Regions from separate parts of the Homo sapiens genome. Here region 2 is linked to region 1. Evidence: chromatin loops called from intact Hi-C (ENCODE). Cell type or tissue: heart right ventricle. All regions are shown on one strand. Each heading gives the region's core, and the rest is flanking DNA. Links, peaks and the distances in the headings are about the cores only.

The links. Peaks named below come from ENCODE experiments on the same cell type or tissue, not always from the same donor. Only the 100,000 strongest peaks of a DNase experiment are listed, where the experiment ranks them.
Region 2: it touches region 1 in a loop (2.5-fold over the local background); 56 of 110 quality-filtered maps call a loop at or near these places.

Annotation. Positions count from the first base shown.
Region 1 is chr14:96,410,375-96,418,707 of GRCh38, forward strand. The region is part of intron 4 of AK7 (adenylate kinase 7); the gene reads left to right. It overlaps LOC124903276 (translation machinery-associated protein 7-like), which reads left to right and starts at 4,287. Exons shown (of 3, transcript XM_047432025.1): 1 at 4,287-4,359; 2 at 4,685-4,822; 3 at 7,076-7,158. The coding sequence starts at 4,287. The coding sequence ends at 7,158. RefSeq lists a silencer at 2,149-2,281. In heart right ventricle, for the core only: no CTCF peak of the experiment used is centred there; no DNase peak of the experiment used is centred there.
Region 2 is chr14:96,110,730-96,119,062 of GRCh38, forward strand. No RefSeq gene overlaps it. Among named protein-coding and RNA genes, the nearest start is that of C14orf132, 76 kb to the left of the region's middle. In heart right ventricle, for the core only: no CTCF peak of the experiment used is centred there; no DNase peak of the experiment used is centred there; H3K27me3 peaks cover 344 bases.

The sequences.
Region 1 (8,333 bases), core at 114-8,113:
TGTCCCAACCAAAGTAAGCAAAATAATGAACAAGTTCAACAACGGACTTCAGGAACAGCTGGGCCCAGAGGATTCAACGATGTCCTCAGTGCTCACTGACTCTCTCTCTTTCTTTTATGGTTTCTTTTCTGCTCTGAGTAGACTTCACTCTCTAGTAAGCCTCCTACACTGAATGGACTGAGAATGGAGAAGAGATGGTTCCCCAAAGAAAACATGGAGCAGTGGCTCCTGTGTTAGCTCCTGTCCTTGTGGCATGCCCTCATCCTGTCACTGTGGTTTTAATTTGCATTTCCCCAATGACAAATGATGGTTTTAAATGATTTATCAAGGTATAATCAGTGTACTAAGCCAGGTGTAGTGGTGCTTGCCTATAATCCCAGCACTTTGGGAAGCCAAGGCAGGAGGATTGCTTGAGCTCAGGAGTTCAAGACCAGCCCGGGTAACAGGGCGAAACCACGTCTCTACAAAAAATGCAAAAATTAACCAGGTGCGGTGGCAAACCTGTAGTTTTAGCTACTCAGGAGGCTGAGGTGGGAGGATTGCTTGAGCTGGGGAGGTCTAACCTGCAGTGAGCTGAGATCACACCACTGCACTTCAGCCTGGGTGATAAAGTGAGACCCTGCCTCAAATAAATAAATAAATTTACTGTATTGTATACGGTTAAGTTAACCTTTTATAGTCCTGAGTTTCAACAACTGCATGCAGTTGTACAACCACCACAACAATTAGGATACAGAACACTTTCATCACTTTCCAAAATTCTCTACCTCATGCCACACACAAAGTCAATTCCAGTTGGATTACATAACTGAAATTAAAAAGCAAAAACTTTAATTTTTTAAAAGAAAAATTAGGCCCAGCCCAGTGGCTCACACCTATAATCCCAACACTTTGGAAGGCCAAGGCAGGCGGATCACTTGAGATCAGGAGTTTGAGAGCAGCCTGGTCAACATGGTGAAACCCCATCTCTACCAAAAAATACAAAAATTAGTTGGGTATGGTGGTACGCGCCTGTAGTCCCAGTTACTCAGGAGGCTGAGGTGGGAGAATTGCTTGAACCTTGGAGGCAGAGGTTGCAGTGAGCAGAGATCGCACCACTGTACTCCAGCCTGGGCGACAGAGAGAGGCCCTGTCTCAAAAAAAAAAATAAATAAATAAAGGAAAAATTATAGAATTTATGGAGGATTCCTCAAACAAGACCAAATACTGCTAAGTATTTTATAATTGACAAATCTAGCTGCAATAGGATTAATGAAGTAATAAATAATATTTGTGTTTGAGATTTGCTTCTAAATAATCCAGGAGGATGAGGAAGTCAGTGGGGGGTATAGATACAACAAGACCGATTACGCAAAACAAACAAGTTTGTCCCCAACAAGTCTAATTGAAGGGGGCGTGGCAGAAGATGTGGCATCCGTTCGAAGTCAGAGTGAGCTGAGTAAGACTTTTGCTTGCAAGCAACAGAATCCAGCTTTCTTAATCAGAAAGAAGACATGTTAGAAAGACATACACAATGTCTTACAAAACCCATGGTCAGAGATGCCACTGGGCGCCAAGGACTGGGAGCCATGGGGAGCTCAGTAAATTCTCCTACTTTCCTCTCTGCTTTTCTCTGCTTCTGTCTCTTTGTCATTGTCACAGGAAGTCTTTTTCGTTTTGTTTTTAGAGACGAAGTCTATAAAACAGAGCCCTCCAAAGAAGGGTTTCCTCTGCCAGATTTACCAGGGTTGGCTTTTGAAAGGAGAGTTCTAATCATGGACTCTAAATCGTAATCCCTATAAGATAGACTTGGGATGGGAAGAAGAAAGGTGAGCTGCAAGGACTCCTGGTACTTTCTTCCTTTCTTTCTTTCTTTTTTTTTTTTTTTTTTTGAGATGAAGTCTTACTCTGTTGTTCAGGCTGGAGTACAATGGCACAATCTCAGCTCACTGCAACCTCCGCCTCCCAGGTTCAAGCAATTCTCTTGCCTCAGCCTCCCGAGTAGCTGGGATTATAGGAGCCCGCCACCACACCCAGCTAATTTTTGTATTTTTAGTAGAGATGGGTTTTCACCATGTTGGTCAGGCTGGTCTCGAACTCCTGACCTCAGGTGATCCACCCGCCTCCGCCTCCCAAAGTGCTGGGGTTACAGACACGAGCCACTGCGCCCGGCCGTGACTCCTGGTACTTTCTTAGCTCTCCCTTGGCCTTGCAGTACTTTTTTTTTTTTTTGAGACAGTCTTGCTATGTCACCCAGGTTAAAGTGTGGTGGCATGATCTTGGCTCACTGCAGCCTCCACCTCCCAGGTTCAAGTGATTCTCCTGCCTCAGCCTCCCAAGTAGCTGGGATTACAGGCACATGCTACCACTCCTGTCTAATTTTTTGTATTTTAAGTAGAGATGGGGTTTCACCGTGTTGGCCAGGCTGGTCTCAAACTCCCGACCTCAGGTGATCTGCGCACTTCAGCCTCCCAAAGTGCTGGGATTACAGGCGTGAGCCACTGCTCCCAGCTACACAGGAAGTTTTAACAGCCAAGGAAACCGGTTCTAAGTAAAGAAAGAGTCACTAACATAATAGGTTGGAAAAAAATCATTGTCAGCTGATGACCTTATAAAAGATAAGCTCTGTCACTATGAAAAATGTCCCAACAGCAGCCCTTCTGAGCACCCCCAGTACACAAATTGTATTCTGTAAGTCTGTTTTCCAGTAGAAGTTAACTCCAGGACTCTGGAGTTGGGAGGGAGTTGATTCTGTGTCTTGGGCCAGTGAAAACTGGGATAGGCTGGAACCTATTGTTGATGCTACAGAGCCAAGATCTGTTCAGAGATGTCCTGAGTAGGCCTGAGAGGACAAAGAGGGTCCCCACCAGCCACACTGTGAGAAGGCGAGCATCGCAAAAGTGATTCTGTCTGTTGGTTGCTTCCCACCTGCCCCTCCAGAGCCACTCTCTGCTCTTCTCCACCCTGCTCCAAACTTGTAGTCTAGATCAGTAAGCAACCTTGTCCTCTGCTCCCAACTGGGTTTGGCCAGTGGGGCTCACTGGTGAGAGGATAGGGGAATTGAGAAGAATGAGGTCAGATCACTTATTCCCCTAGCTCCCTTCGGCAGAGTTGCTGTGGGTAGGCTGAGTCTCTGAACCCAAGCCACTGCGCCTGCCGGGCAACCCCTGTCCCTGGGCTCTAATCGTTGCCTGCCCACTCAACACGTTTGGATTTAGGAGTAGTACAGAGCACCTGTTCCTGGCTCCAGGTGACGTGGTTTCCCTACACCCTGCCCACATCTTCGTAAACAGTCCTGTTATTAAACTCTCTTGAAATTACCCAACATTGAATATGCTGTTTCTTTCCCACGAGGATCCTGACTAATACATTATGCTTAATTGAAATCAGTTGAGTATGTGAAAAGCCATGACTCCATAATGTAACTCAGAAAAGTGAATATTAGATTGTTGTAAATGCTACTGGCTTCCTGTCATGATGCCACCCCACTGTCTTCCTTGCCAGCAGAGCCATGACTTGTTAAGTTCAAGTGTCCACACTGCCCATGAAATCTAGAGAAGGGAGATTCTATTCCCATTCCAGGGGAAAATCCTGATTGATCCAAACTAGCCATGATGGTTCTATTCTTCTTGCCGATGATTGGCTAAGGGGTGGGCATGCAATCCAATTTTGGGATGTGGGATGTAACAAACCTACCCCCAAAATGTAGAGTGGCTTACACATGGAGGAAGTTTGTACCTTGCTCAGGTAAAATGTAAAACAAGTGTTGCTGATGATCAAGTCAGTCTTCTCCCAACTCTGATTCAAGATCCAGGCTCCTTCTGTTGGATGGCTCCAACGCCTTCCAGAATTACCTCTGGGGCTGTCGTGCACACTTGCATCAGGCCTGTGGAGGGGAGAGAAACACAAAAGATTATGCATGGGAAGCTTTATGAACCAGGCTTGGAAGAGATGCTCATCACTTCTGCAAATTTCTTTGACTAAAACTCAGCCCATAGCTGAGGAGCCCGGAATATGTAGTCTAACTGCATCCAGGAAATCAGTCTGGTTTAGTCTCTGGCACAGAGGAAAGATGGCCAGGAGACTCCCAGGAAGGGCTCATCCCTGATTAGGAGAGACTTCAAGGAAGACACGGGCTTTCTTTCTTTGTGGATGTTGTCATATCTGGATGTGAAGCTTGGACTGCTGCTACTAGTCTTGCTGTGATCCTGAAAAGGAAGGCCACACATAGGAGGCAGAGCTCAGAAGGCATCAGAACAGCAGAGCCAGTTTCCAGTGCAGGGCCTGGGGAAGGTGTGGTAGGCGCTATGTCTGGCCACGAAGGTGGCAAGAAAAAGTCCCTAAAACAGCCCAAGAAACAGGCCAAGAAGACGGATGGAGGTTGAAGAAGATAAGGATTCCTTCTTTTTTTTTTTTTTTTTTTTTTTAGTGTGGTGCAGGCTGGAGTGCAGTGGTGCAACCTGGGCTCAGCTCACTGCAACCTCCACCTCCTGGGCTCAAGTGATTCTCTGGCCTTAGCCTCCTGATTAGCTGGGACTACAGGCACCTGCCGCCATGCCCAGCTAATTTTTAAAATGTTTTTGTAGTGACAGGGTTTTGCCATGTTGCCCAGGCTGGTCTCAAATTTCTGGGCTCAATTAACCCACCTGCCTTGGCCTCCCAAAGTACTGGGATTACAGGTGTGAATGACCGAACATGGCTGAAGATAAGGCTTTCAAGCAGAAACAAAAAGAGGAGCAGAAGAAATTTGAGGGGCTAAAAGCAAAGGCCATGGGGAAGGGACCCCTCACCACAGGTGGAATTAAGAAATCTGGCAATTGGCTGGGCATGGTTGCTCACACCTGTAACCCCAGCACATTGGAAGGCTAAGGTGGGAGGATCACTTGAGCCCAGGAGTTCAAGACCAGCCTGAGCAACACAGCAAGACACCATCTCTAAAAATAAATAAATAAATAAATAAATATTTTGAAAAGAAAAGAAAAAAGGAAATCTGGCAAGCAGTAAGCTGTTCCTTGTGCCTGAGGCGATGGTGACCCTTGATTCCATGTATATTTGAACATCTGGATTCCCTGCATCACATCTTTTGCCACCTATAGCTGGAATGAAGTGTTGTCTTGGAGTCTACTGTACATTTAAAAGTAAACTCTTGGAAAAAAGAAAAACAAAGAAAAAACAGCAGAGGCAGGCCAGCCCATGGTGCCTGGAGCCACCCGACTTAGGAACACTACTTATGGGAGATGATTTTCCCAGTGCGTAGGTCTTTTTGAGTTTGGTTTTCTGTTGCTGGTAGCCAAAAGCATCCAAATGGATTAAAACTGCACAAAAATCAGTTTTGTTACAAATGAAGGGTAAATATTAATTTATTATTAATAAATTTTAATACATTAATTAAATTAATTAATTTAATACATTAATTAATTAAATTAATTTAATACATTAATTAATTAAATTAATTTAATACATTAATTAAATAATTAAGGTATCAATTTTAATAATAGGACAATCTTAATATATATTGGGGTTGGTTTTTCCCTTAGAACCTGTTTGTTTTTAAAGTCTAGCTATGTACTTGTTTCTGTATGTGTGAGTAAAGAGATATAACCCAGAGGTGACCCTGATTCAACCAAATACTCCAGAACAAGGGCCGACGGGCTCTGATTGTCACACGTAATAACCAGGGAGAAACGGAGTCCACCAAATGATCCACGTGGGCAACCAAACACAATCACCAATTAAAAAGAGAATCCAGGCCGGGCACAGTGGCTCATGCCTGTAATCCTAGCACATTGGGAAGCCGAGGCAGGTGGATCACCTGAGGCCAGGAGTTCAAGACTAGCCTGGCCAACATGGTGAAACCCCGTCTTTACTAAAAATACAAAAAAAATTAGCTGGGTGTGGTGGTGTATGCCTTTAATCCCAGATACTCAGGAGGCCGAGGCAGGAGAATTGCTTGAAGCCAGGAGGCAGAGGTTGCAGTGAGCCAGGATGGTGCCACTGCACTCCAGCCTGGAGACAGAGTGAGACTCTGTCTCAAAAAAAAAAAAAGAGAATCCAACAGAGTGCTAGAGTGTTACAAGAAAACAGATTTGCCCATTGGCCTGATAAAGGGCAGGGGAGATTACTCTGTAGACTATGTTCTTTACCTCCTAGAAAGAGGAAGCCTCTAAATGAGCTTAGTAATTATAACAAGATAGTAGTAAGGCAGGCTGAGTTTCCAGAAATGCTGACAGCCATCCATATATAATATAACAATGAAAGGATCACGGCTGTAACCCCTGCTAAAGGAAAGGTCAACCACTTACCCTTTACTGGAAAGACAAATGATGCAAACAGTTGGGAGGAACTAAAACCCATATTAAAGGTTTGGGTTCAAAATACACTTTATTTGTTGTGTTTGTAACAAGTGAAATTTAAGGACTAAAGGGAACACAGCCTAGCAACTGGTCGCAAAGGTGCATCATACACAAACAGATCTCTGTCCCAACCAGGAATCAAGGAATGACAGCTCAGAACCTGCGGCCCCCTCTGGTTGGAATTTATGGGCTCCAGTGCCACTGGCCAGAGAGAGATTGATCTTCCTTTTCTCTCAGTCACTTTCTCAAAATGTCAGGGAAGAGATTGGCCATCCAACCTATGGTTCTCTTATGGTTCACCTCATGGAATGTGACCATTTCCCTGGCAGCCGTTGAAGACAAAGGGTAGGGCAAATCCAGAAGAGGGGTGTTGGGCCAGTCACAGGGAGCAAGGAGGGTGGGTTAGGTGACCTGGCCCAGCATGCCATGTGAGCCAGGGCTACAGAGGGGCCAGGACTCAATTCATCCTGAAGGCAAAGCTGACTACACAGTTTCCAGACTGGAGCTGGCAAGTGAAAATACAGGACACCCAGTTAGATCTGAATTTCAGATAGACAGTGAATAATTGTTTAGCATACCTATACCCTGTGCAATATGAAGACAAGCTTGTACTAAAAATTTAGTCATTTGTTTATCTGAAATTCAAATTTAGCTGGATGTCCTGTGTTTTACCTGGCAAACCTACATGTAGGCCACTAGACCTGTTTACGAGGACAGTTAATTGTGCAATATGTATTCACTAGGTATCTACTGTGTACACAGAATTGAAGTGGATCTTCCCCTCAACAACTCATTCTCCCAGCTTTCTCCCAAGGACATCTCCTAGCATCTCAGTTGCTCTAGCCTCACTCCCCTCCTCCCAGCAGTCAACTCATTGGTAAATTCTGTTCATTCATCATCCGAAATGTATCATAAACACACTTTGCTCTCTTTGTATCTATGGCAACCTTCTAGCCAGCCTCAGCCTTTAGCTTCTTGGACTACTCAAGTGGTTGTGCAGCTGGGGCCTGCCTTTGCGCCCTCCAATCCATCCTCCATAGTACCACCTCAGCCATTTTGTTGAAATGTCATTCACAACTCTGATATATCAATAAAAAACATGTATCAGAATATCACAGGTACCTCCAGAATCTGTACAAGGGTGATATATCGAGTTAAAAATACACGTATCAATCAATAGCAAACCAGGTGGCTAAAAGAAAGAAATACATGTATTGGAATATTACATATACCCCAAATATATGCACTATGATATATTACAATATGTATCAAAATATTAAATTAAATATGAAATTCAGATCACTTTGCAGTCCTGCTTTAAAAGTGAAAAACCCAACTGGGCTTAGTAGCTCAAGCCTGTAATTCCAGCACTTTGGGAGGCCGAGGCAGGAGGATTGCTTGAGACCAGGAGTTTGAGACCAGTCTGGACATCACAATGAGACCCTGCCTTTACACAAAACAATTTTTTTTTATTAGCCTGGCATGGTGGCAAGCACCTGTAGTCCCAACTACTCAGGAGTCTAGGTGGACTCAGCTGTTCCCAGGAGGTTGAGGCTGCAGTGCGCTGTGATTGTGCCACTGCGCCCCACCCTGGGCAACAGAGTGAGACCTTGTCTAAAAAAAAAAAAAAAGGCTTCAAATCCTTCCATAGCCTTTTATTGCTATTGGAATGAATCTGAACTCCTCAGTGTGGCTCAGAAACCCTGATAATCTGGCTCTCACCTACCGCATCCCCTACCAATTCCCAGCTTGGCTCCAGTCATTTTCTCAGGAGCAACTGTACTCTTACCTCAGTAGGGCTTTTTGTTTTTGTTTTTGTTTTTGTTTTTTGAAAAGAATTTTTGCTCTGTCGCCCAAGCTGGAGTGCAGTTGTGCAGTCTCGGCTCACTGCAACCTCAGCCTCCCAGGTTCAAGCGATTCTCCTGCCTCAGCCTCCCGAGTAGCTGGGATTACAGGCACCTGCCACCAAGCCCAGCTAATTTATGTATTTTTAGTAGAGAC
Region 2 (8,333 bases), core at 298-8,297, 300 kb before region 1:
AAGTGTTCAGCCACAAGCCTTCATGGGGCAATTCCAGACATCCCAGGAAAAGCCATGGAAAATATGGGAAGTGGGGGAATGGATCCTCTACAAAAATCTCTGAACGTCAGACCACATACATGATAGCTAAGAGCCAGTTCATCCATCCATTCAGCAAATATTCACTGAGTGCCTACTACGTGCTGGGCACAGGATCAAGAGCTTAGCATCCAAGTCTTACTTGTTTTCACTTCATCTCAGACAGAGCAGAGGCTACAGTTCTGGAAATCTACAGGCACATCCCCTGCATCATGGGCACTGGCTCCTTATGTGGGAGCCCAAGAAGCATATCGGAGACCCTTTTAAGAAAGCAACCACTTTCCTCTCAGGAGACCTATTGCCATTATTAATTCAAGAACATCTTGGAGAAATCACTTGCAGTCTGGGATGCTGGTTTGTGCAGAAAAATCTCTCCCTCTCATATGCCATGTGGTCATCTGCTTCTCTTTAAAGCTTTTAGATAAATAAGCCCCACATCAACTTGGCCTCCATTTCTGTAGCTATGGAAGTGGATTCTGGCTTGAATCACACAGACATGGGTTTCCCTTTGGAACAAGTCACATGGTTGACCTGTAGCCTCAGTATACAGATGAGAACTGGGGAGTTGGCAATATAAATTATTGAGAAGTACCATGAATTGTTCTTTTTTCAGAACTTAAAAAGAAAAGGAAAGAAAGGCAGAGGATAGAAACGCCAATCAGTTCAGAGTTTGCAGGTGGCTCCCAGGAATAGCTCCATCAAGGACCTGCCATGGAGCTCCAGAAGGGGAAGTTGCTGGTAGGAGCTGAGGACACAAGCTCAGGGTAACCATAGTAGCTCCCATGTAGTGCGTGCCCCCCCCACCCCCGCTGCTCCCATAGAAATTACCAGCCAAAATTTGAGGTCCTGACGTGTTGACATGTGAAAGCAAGAGGAAGGGAGTTCCTAGGACAGAGGAGAGAATGTTAGCAGTGGTGCATCCACAGGGGTCTGCAGCAACTCAATTCTTGCCTCCTCTGGGGAAAATATTCATCTGAGGGGCATAAGGCAGAGTAAGAGACCAAGGCAAGTTTTAGAACAGGAGCGAGTTTATTAAAAAGTTTTAGAGACTGGGTGCAGTGGCTCACATCTGTAATCCCAGCACTTTGGGAGGCCAAGGCAGGTGGATCAGCTGAGTTCGGGAGTTCGAGACCAGCCTGGCCAACATGGTGAAACCGTGTCTCTACTAAAAATACAAAAATTTGCCTGGTGTAGTGGTGGGCACCTGTAATCCCAGCTACTCGGGAGGCTGAGGCAGGAGAATCATTTGAACCTGGAAGGTGGAGGTTGCCGTGAGCTGAGACTGTGCCATTGTACTCCAGCCTGGGCAACAAGAGTGAAACTCCATCTCAAAAAAAAAAAAAAAAAAAGTCTTAGAGCAGGAACAAAACAAAGTACTCTTGGAAGAGGGCCAAGCAGGCGACTTGAGAGATTCAGCTCCCATTTAGTCCTTGACTTGGGGTCTTTTTACACTGGCATTTTTCCTGGATCCCCATTTCTCCTCCTCCATTCTTCCCTTTGGGCAGGCTGTCCTCATGAGCAGTGGCCTGCCAGCACTTGGGAGGGGCTGCATGCACAATACGTTTAGTGAAGTTGCATGCACACTCACTTGAAGGGTTTTTCCCTAATCAGTCCAGTGTTCCCAGAGGAAGGTCGTCTACCAGTTAAACTCCACCATTTTACCTCTTAGTGCGCATGCTTGAGCCCACTCACCCAACTCCCAAGATCTTATTGGGAAGCTGCTGATCACCAGCTTCCATTGTTTTCAGTTGTTTTTGCTGTTCCCTAGTGCCAGCTGTAACCAGCTATTATCTTAGCAAGACAGTTTAACAACTGCCTGACCAGCACCTAATGGTTGTCTGACATTCCTCGGTGTCAGAGAAGGGGGTTGGGAAGGCAGTGCTCTCCTGCCCTACTCTAACATTTTCCCACTCAAGAGTCCAAGACCCAATTCTTTGGGAAACGGGATGAAGGTCAGTCTTCTCTAACTGCTTCCTGCTGACAGAGGGGTGGTGGTGGTTGTTCTGTGGGTCTTGGACTCTTGCTAGCTGTCAGGGCAGGGTGGCTCCATGGGTTGGTGAAAGTGGTATTCAGCCAGGTCCAAGGGAAATGGGCAGGATTTTATCTCTGTCGTGTCCCTCTGCTGGGCAGTCTAGGGGTCCGCTGTAGAAGGGTGACTTGAATATTGAGAGGATGGCATCCCTCACTGAGGATCATCTGGAGCTTGATGACCTGAAGGCAAGAGGAGATAAATGGAGTTATTAGATTTAGAGGACATGGACCAAAAAGGAGCAAAAATCAGACTAATGAGGGGAACCAAAAAGAGAAGAATCCAGGATAATTATTTCCAGGTTCCTTTCCAATTTTGCCAACTCTGGGAGCCTTGTTCCTGTAAATTGGAGGCTCAATTTAGGAGTTGTCTGATGTTGTCTTATACTTTTCCCAGTTGATTTACACAAAAGCATCATTTTTTATCTAAGGCTAAACAAATTGTACTGGCCATTAACATCTCTAGTCCTTGATTGTTTTGGAGGATTACAGCTGCTAAAGAGTTGATTTGTTCTTGCAAGATTGTTAAGGTTTTGGCCATGGCCTCAATGTTGTTGATTTCCTTTGAGAGTTGGCTGTAGGTTAAGGAGACTTTTGTGATTCCAGCAATTCCAGCTCCTGTACTGGCTATGATGCCAAGTCCTGTGAGAAAAGGAATTAATTGGATAGCCCTCTTCACCCTGAGCAAGATGGAATGCCAGTGTATTGGTACTGGAAGAAAGAGATTGCCAAGGGCTACAAAGATGTTCAGGGATACATAGTCTATGGTATAAGTTTCAGTCCACTTAGTGGGAAGGCATTGGTGAACTGATTGGCCACAAACATAGAAGACTCCTTGAGTTTTAAGACAAGTAGAGATGTTGAAATGAAATAGAGTCTGAGCCTGGCACAGTGGCTCATGCCTGTAATCCCAGCACTTTGAGAGGCTGAGGCAGGTGGATCACAAGGTCAGGAGTTCAAGACCAGCCTGACCAATATGGTGAAACCCCGTCTCTACTAAAAATACAAAAATTAGCTGGGGGGGTGGTGGCGCATACCTGTAGTCCCAGCTACTCAGGAGGCTGAAGCAGAAGAATCACTTGAACCTAGGAAGCAGAGGTTGCAGTAAGCCAAGATCGCACCACTGCACTCCAGCCTGGGTGACAGAGTGAGACTCCATCTCAAAAAAAAAAAAAAAAGTCTGACTCTTTAGCTAGGGGTCATAGCTAACTCCATATTTTCCTAAGCTTTACTTAGAATTTAATGGCTTTAAAGCAGGCAAATTGTACAGTTATTAAGAGTTATAGTAGCAGTTTATGACCTTAAAGCATGTAGTATACCTAATGACCTTTGAAACTGTACAATTTTTATAAATTCCCTTTCACAAATCTTTTCACAAATTACACAGACCAGCTATGACATGCTTGGACTTTCTGACTTGTCCTAAATATCCATCTTTTAAAACAACCAGTCATTTTACTGTATGGCAAGAATTTACCATACAAGATCCTTTCTCATATAAAATCTCATTTCTTTATAATGTTCCTTACCAAAAATACCTCTGTACCTTTATAACCTTTGAATTAGGCAAAAGTCATTTTCCTTCTATTAGAAAGTTGCTGCTTGCACTACATGTTGCTGTGCAAGTCCTGTGAAGGGGAGCAGATAAGGAGGTTATCTACATACTGTAGAAGTTATCCCCCGCTCAAGAGATTGCTCAGTTAGATTTCTTGCTAGGGCTTGTCTGAATAAGTGTGGGCTATTTTTAAACCCCTGAAGTAGGACTGTGCAGGTTAAAGTTATTGGTTAAAGATTTAGGTAGCTTTCCCAGGAGAAACAGGGCTATTAGAGGGAAAGATGAATTTAGAGGTTGGGTAAATATTAAGGAGGCACCCATCTTGGAAAGTATATTTTTGCCCCAAAGGGGAGTGAATCTTTTCTTTTGGAGGGAGGGGGTGCAATTTGTCCCCACTATCCAATATGATTGGGAAGAGAGTTGCTCAGAGAAGGAGATTAGCACAGAGTAGGCAGCTCTTGAATCCAAAAGGAAAATGTATAATTTTACTTGACACCTCCAGGAGTTGTCCTTGGCTTTGTCCTATTGATGATGATGTCTGATTTGGAAGCCAGTTGAGTAGAGAGCCCCTTCAGCTCACAGCATTCAGGGGCTGGGATTCTGTCCCAGCAGTCCCATTTCTAGTGGATGAGCTTGTGGCAGAGGGGTCAAACTGTGAGAGGCTTTTTCCCATTTATCCCCTTGGACCAGTTTGCCTTCCAGCAGCCTGGCTTCCCACACCAATGGCAGTTACCTGGAGGAGTGGCCTTAGGGCAGTCTGGAGGGGCTGGGGGCTTGTAAAGCAGCCAATATGTGAGCAGCCTCTTGTCCTTGAGTTTCTCCTTTTTCTTAGCCCTGTCCTCCTTGTCCTGATCTTGGTTATAAAAGACTGAAGAGGCTAATTTGAGGATTTCTTGCATAGGTGCACTGGATTCTAAGGCTGACTTTTGTGATTTTTTTCCCAGTTCATTTTTAGGCCAAACAGTATTACTGAGGAAAACTAGTTTTTTGTTTTAAGGTTTGGGAGATCAAACTTTTCCCAGTTCTTAGGGATGCATCCAAGGGGGGTGTCCTGTGGTATGGAGACACAATTCCTCATCTGCAAAGAGAGAACAGAGGAGGAAAAGGAAAAAGAAGGTGTCCCCTCTGTTATCCTTTTCTGAACATGGCATCCCCCATTCATCCTTAGGGTTCCAGAATGAGCCAATCTTACTAGGTACCCTTAACCTCGGTCCCGATTATCCACTTGAGAACAGAGGAGATATTGGAGTCAACAGGGGACAGCTTGTTCATCCTTGGGGTTTTGGAAGAATTGGTCGTGCCCAGTACCCCAACCTTGCCTTCATCTCTGTTCTAATGATAATCTGTTCTGTTCCTGTAGCCTGGGATCTGTCTTCAACTCTGTCCTGTGGGTACTTTTTTTTTTTTTTTGAGATGGAGTCTTGCTCTGTCACCCAGGCTGGAGTGCAGTGGCGCGATCTCGGCTCACCGCAGCGTGATCTCGGCTTATTGCAGCACGATCTTGGCTCACTGCAACCTCCACCTCCCGGTTTAAAGCAATTCTCCTGCCTCAGCCTCCTAAGTAGCTGGGATTACATGCACCTGCCACTGTGCCCAACTAATTTTTAAATGTTTAGTAGACACAGGGTTTCCTTTTTTTTTTTTTTTTTCCAGACAGAGTTTCACTCTTGTTGCCCAGGCTGGAGTACAATGGTGCGATCTTGGCTCACTGCAACCTCTGCCTCCCAGGTTCAAGTGATTCTCCTGCCTCAGCCTCCTGAGTAGCTGGAATTACAGGCATGTGCCACCATGCCCGCCTAATTTTGTATTTTTAGTAGAGATGGGGTTTCTCCATGTTGGTCTCAAATTCCCGACCTCAGGTGATCTGCCCACCTCAGCTTCCCAAAGTGCTGGGATTACAGGCATGGGCCACCACACCCGGCCTAGAGACAGGGTTTCACCATGTTGGCCAGGCTGGTCTTGAACGCCTGACCTCGTGATCCACCCACGTCGGCCTCCCAAAGTGCTGGGATTACAGGGAGCCACCGCACCTGACCCTTATGGGTACTTTTGTCTCTTGCACCTGTGGCCTTGGGCTGGCCTATATCCTTGTCTCCATGACCTTATAGCGACTCTCACTGGGAGAAACAAAATGATTATCTCTTTTCTCAGATTCCCATTTCCCATGTTCTTTAAGTAGATGAGAAGCCTGCTTTTTTGCCAACTGCCACAAGGGGCTGGACTTTCCTCCCTTTGAATGTGACCTTGAAGGTCTTGATGCATATTGAGAAGGGCATGGGAGTGATTAGAGAAATGAAAGAAAATTTGTATTTGGGGTTCCTCATCCTCCCAGGGCAACACGCAGAAAAAATGCTTAAGCAGACAGGACAATCCTGCTACATGAGGAAGTGGGAAGAGGTGAGAATGACACTCATGGAAAGCCTTCATATGCTCGCAAAAACAGCAACCCTTGGATTTCAGAGCGCAACATTTATTTACCCTCTTGACATAAAGAAGGAACTTCTAGAGGACTTGGGGCTTAGGATAAGGGCTTCAAATGTCAAAGGAGGAATTTTCTGTCCTCCCAAAGGGATGCCAACTCAAAAAAAGCAAGTAAGTGGGATCCTTAAAGGAGTGAGAGTGAGGCCCTATGCAGGTGACAAGCTGTTTCAAAAGCCACCAAAAAATCTTGGCCCTTGAGTGTAACAGGGATGAAAAGTGTATGGTAATTTACAAGGAGCTGGCAGAGTGTGGTTGCAATTAGTGTCTGTCCTGGCAATGAGCCAACAGACATTTGCAGGGAGCCCATGTCTTTGCTGCTGCACAAATACAGCAAGAGCCGCGGGTGCACAAATCACAGGGAGTGTGTGTTTTAAGGCAGAGAAGGAAGTCAGACAGCATGCAAGGTGAAACCAGAGAAGAGGCAGACCTGCCCCTGAGGCAGACAGTGCAGTGGGTGCACAAGGCTATTTCAAAACACACTTAGAGAAAACAGGAGAACAGGATGTGCAGGTTTTTTGAGAAAGAAAAGATTTTAGTTAAAATAGCAGAGGAAACCCCAGACATTCCATGGTCTCAGGCCTTAGCCCTACCACTCTCATGAGCCTCTTGTCCAGGAGAGCTATCAGTGCCTCAGGTCTGCTTGTTGCAGATGCCAAGGTCCTTCCTACTCCCATGAGCCACCTGTCAGGGTGAGCTGAGAGATCAGCCTGGGGTAACAGAGCCACTGTGACCGAGAGGGATTGTTCCAGGGGTTGGTTAGTAAGCAGGAGTGTGAAAGGGGAGACGAAAACCACACACGGGGGTTAAACAACCCCAGCCAAAGAAGGCAAGGCTTAGCAGTATCTTACCACTGGGGACGTATCTGAGTCACGACACCAAAGTATGTTAGCAGCAGCAAATCCATATGGGTCTGCAGCAACTTGATTCTTGCCTCTTCAGGAGAAAAAATTCATCTGAGGGACATAAGGCACAGTGAGAAACCAAGGCAAGTTTTAGAGCAGGAATGAAAGTTTATTAAAAAGTTTTAGAGCAGGAATGAAAGGAAGTAAAGTACACTTGAAAGAAGGCCAAGTAGGTGACTTGACAGATTCAAGTGCCATTTAGTCCTTGACCTGGGATTTTATACATTAGCATGATTCCAGCATCTGCATCTCTCCTCCTCTGATTCTTCCCTTGGGGTGAGCTGTCCTCATGCGCCAGCACTTGGGAGGGGCTGCATGCACAATGTATTTACTGAAGTTATGTGCATACTCATTTTAGGTGTTTTCCCCTTGCTACTCGAGTTTTCCTAGAGGAAGATCACATACCAGTTAAACTCTGCCGTTTTGCGTCTTAGTGCACACGCTTGAGCCCACTTGCCCAACTCCTGAGATCTTATCAGGAAGCTGCTGATCATCAGCTTCGGTTATTTTCTATCTGTTGGGAGACTGCCTTTCCCTGGCACCAGCTGCAACCAATTATTATTTTAGAGAGAAAGTTTAACAACTGCCTGACCATTACCTGATGGTCGCCTGACTTTCCTGGGTGTCAGTTGTGGTGGTGGGGGGTCCTCTCCTGCCCTGCTCATGTCTGCATAACTACCTACTCTAACAAGAAGAGAGCTCCAGAAGGCACAAGCCCAGAGGAATCCTGGTTCCTTGAGAACAAACAACAGCCAATTGAAGGGGCCATGAATGAAGTGGCCCATTCAGAGCAGTGGAAACTTTTGACTTGAAGAAAGAGAACCTAGTGTCCTCCTTCTTCCCTGTCTTCCCAGCTGTTGATTTGTAGTTTAAGTAAGATGCTGAGAATCAGGCTTTGGTGAGACCTATTGTTCCCGAATGCCACCCAGTGTTCTGTAATTAATTCTCTCTGTCCTGCTTTGACTACTGATGCCTGCAAGATGCCGAGGAACGTTCCAGAACATTCACCAGTAGAATAACAGATATTCACATAGTTTTGAGGCAAGTATTGAGACCTCCATGCGGGGCCAGGATTAGGTGAGGCGAGTTAGGTACTAACCTCCTCACGAAATTTAAAGGGTGCCAAAAAACAGCTGAGGTAATGAAGGTAAATACTATTCTAATGTAATGTTTTACAAATGCCAAATTAATGCAAAATAAACCATGCAAAACATCAAAATTTTAAATTCCATAATAAGTATGTAGCACCATGCCTGGCACACAGCAAGCTAGTAAATGGCAATGGTGTT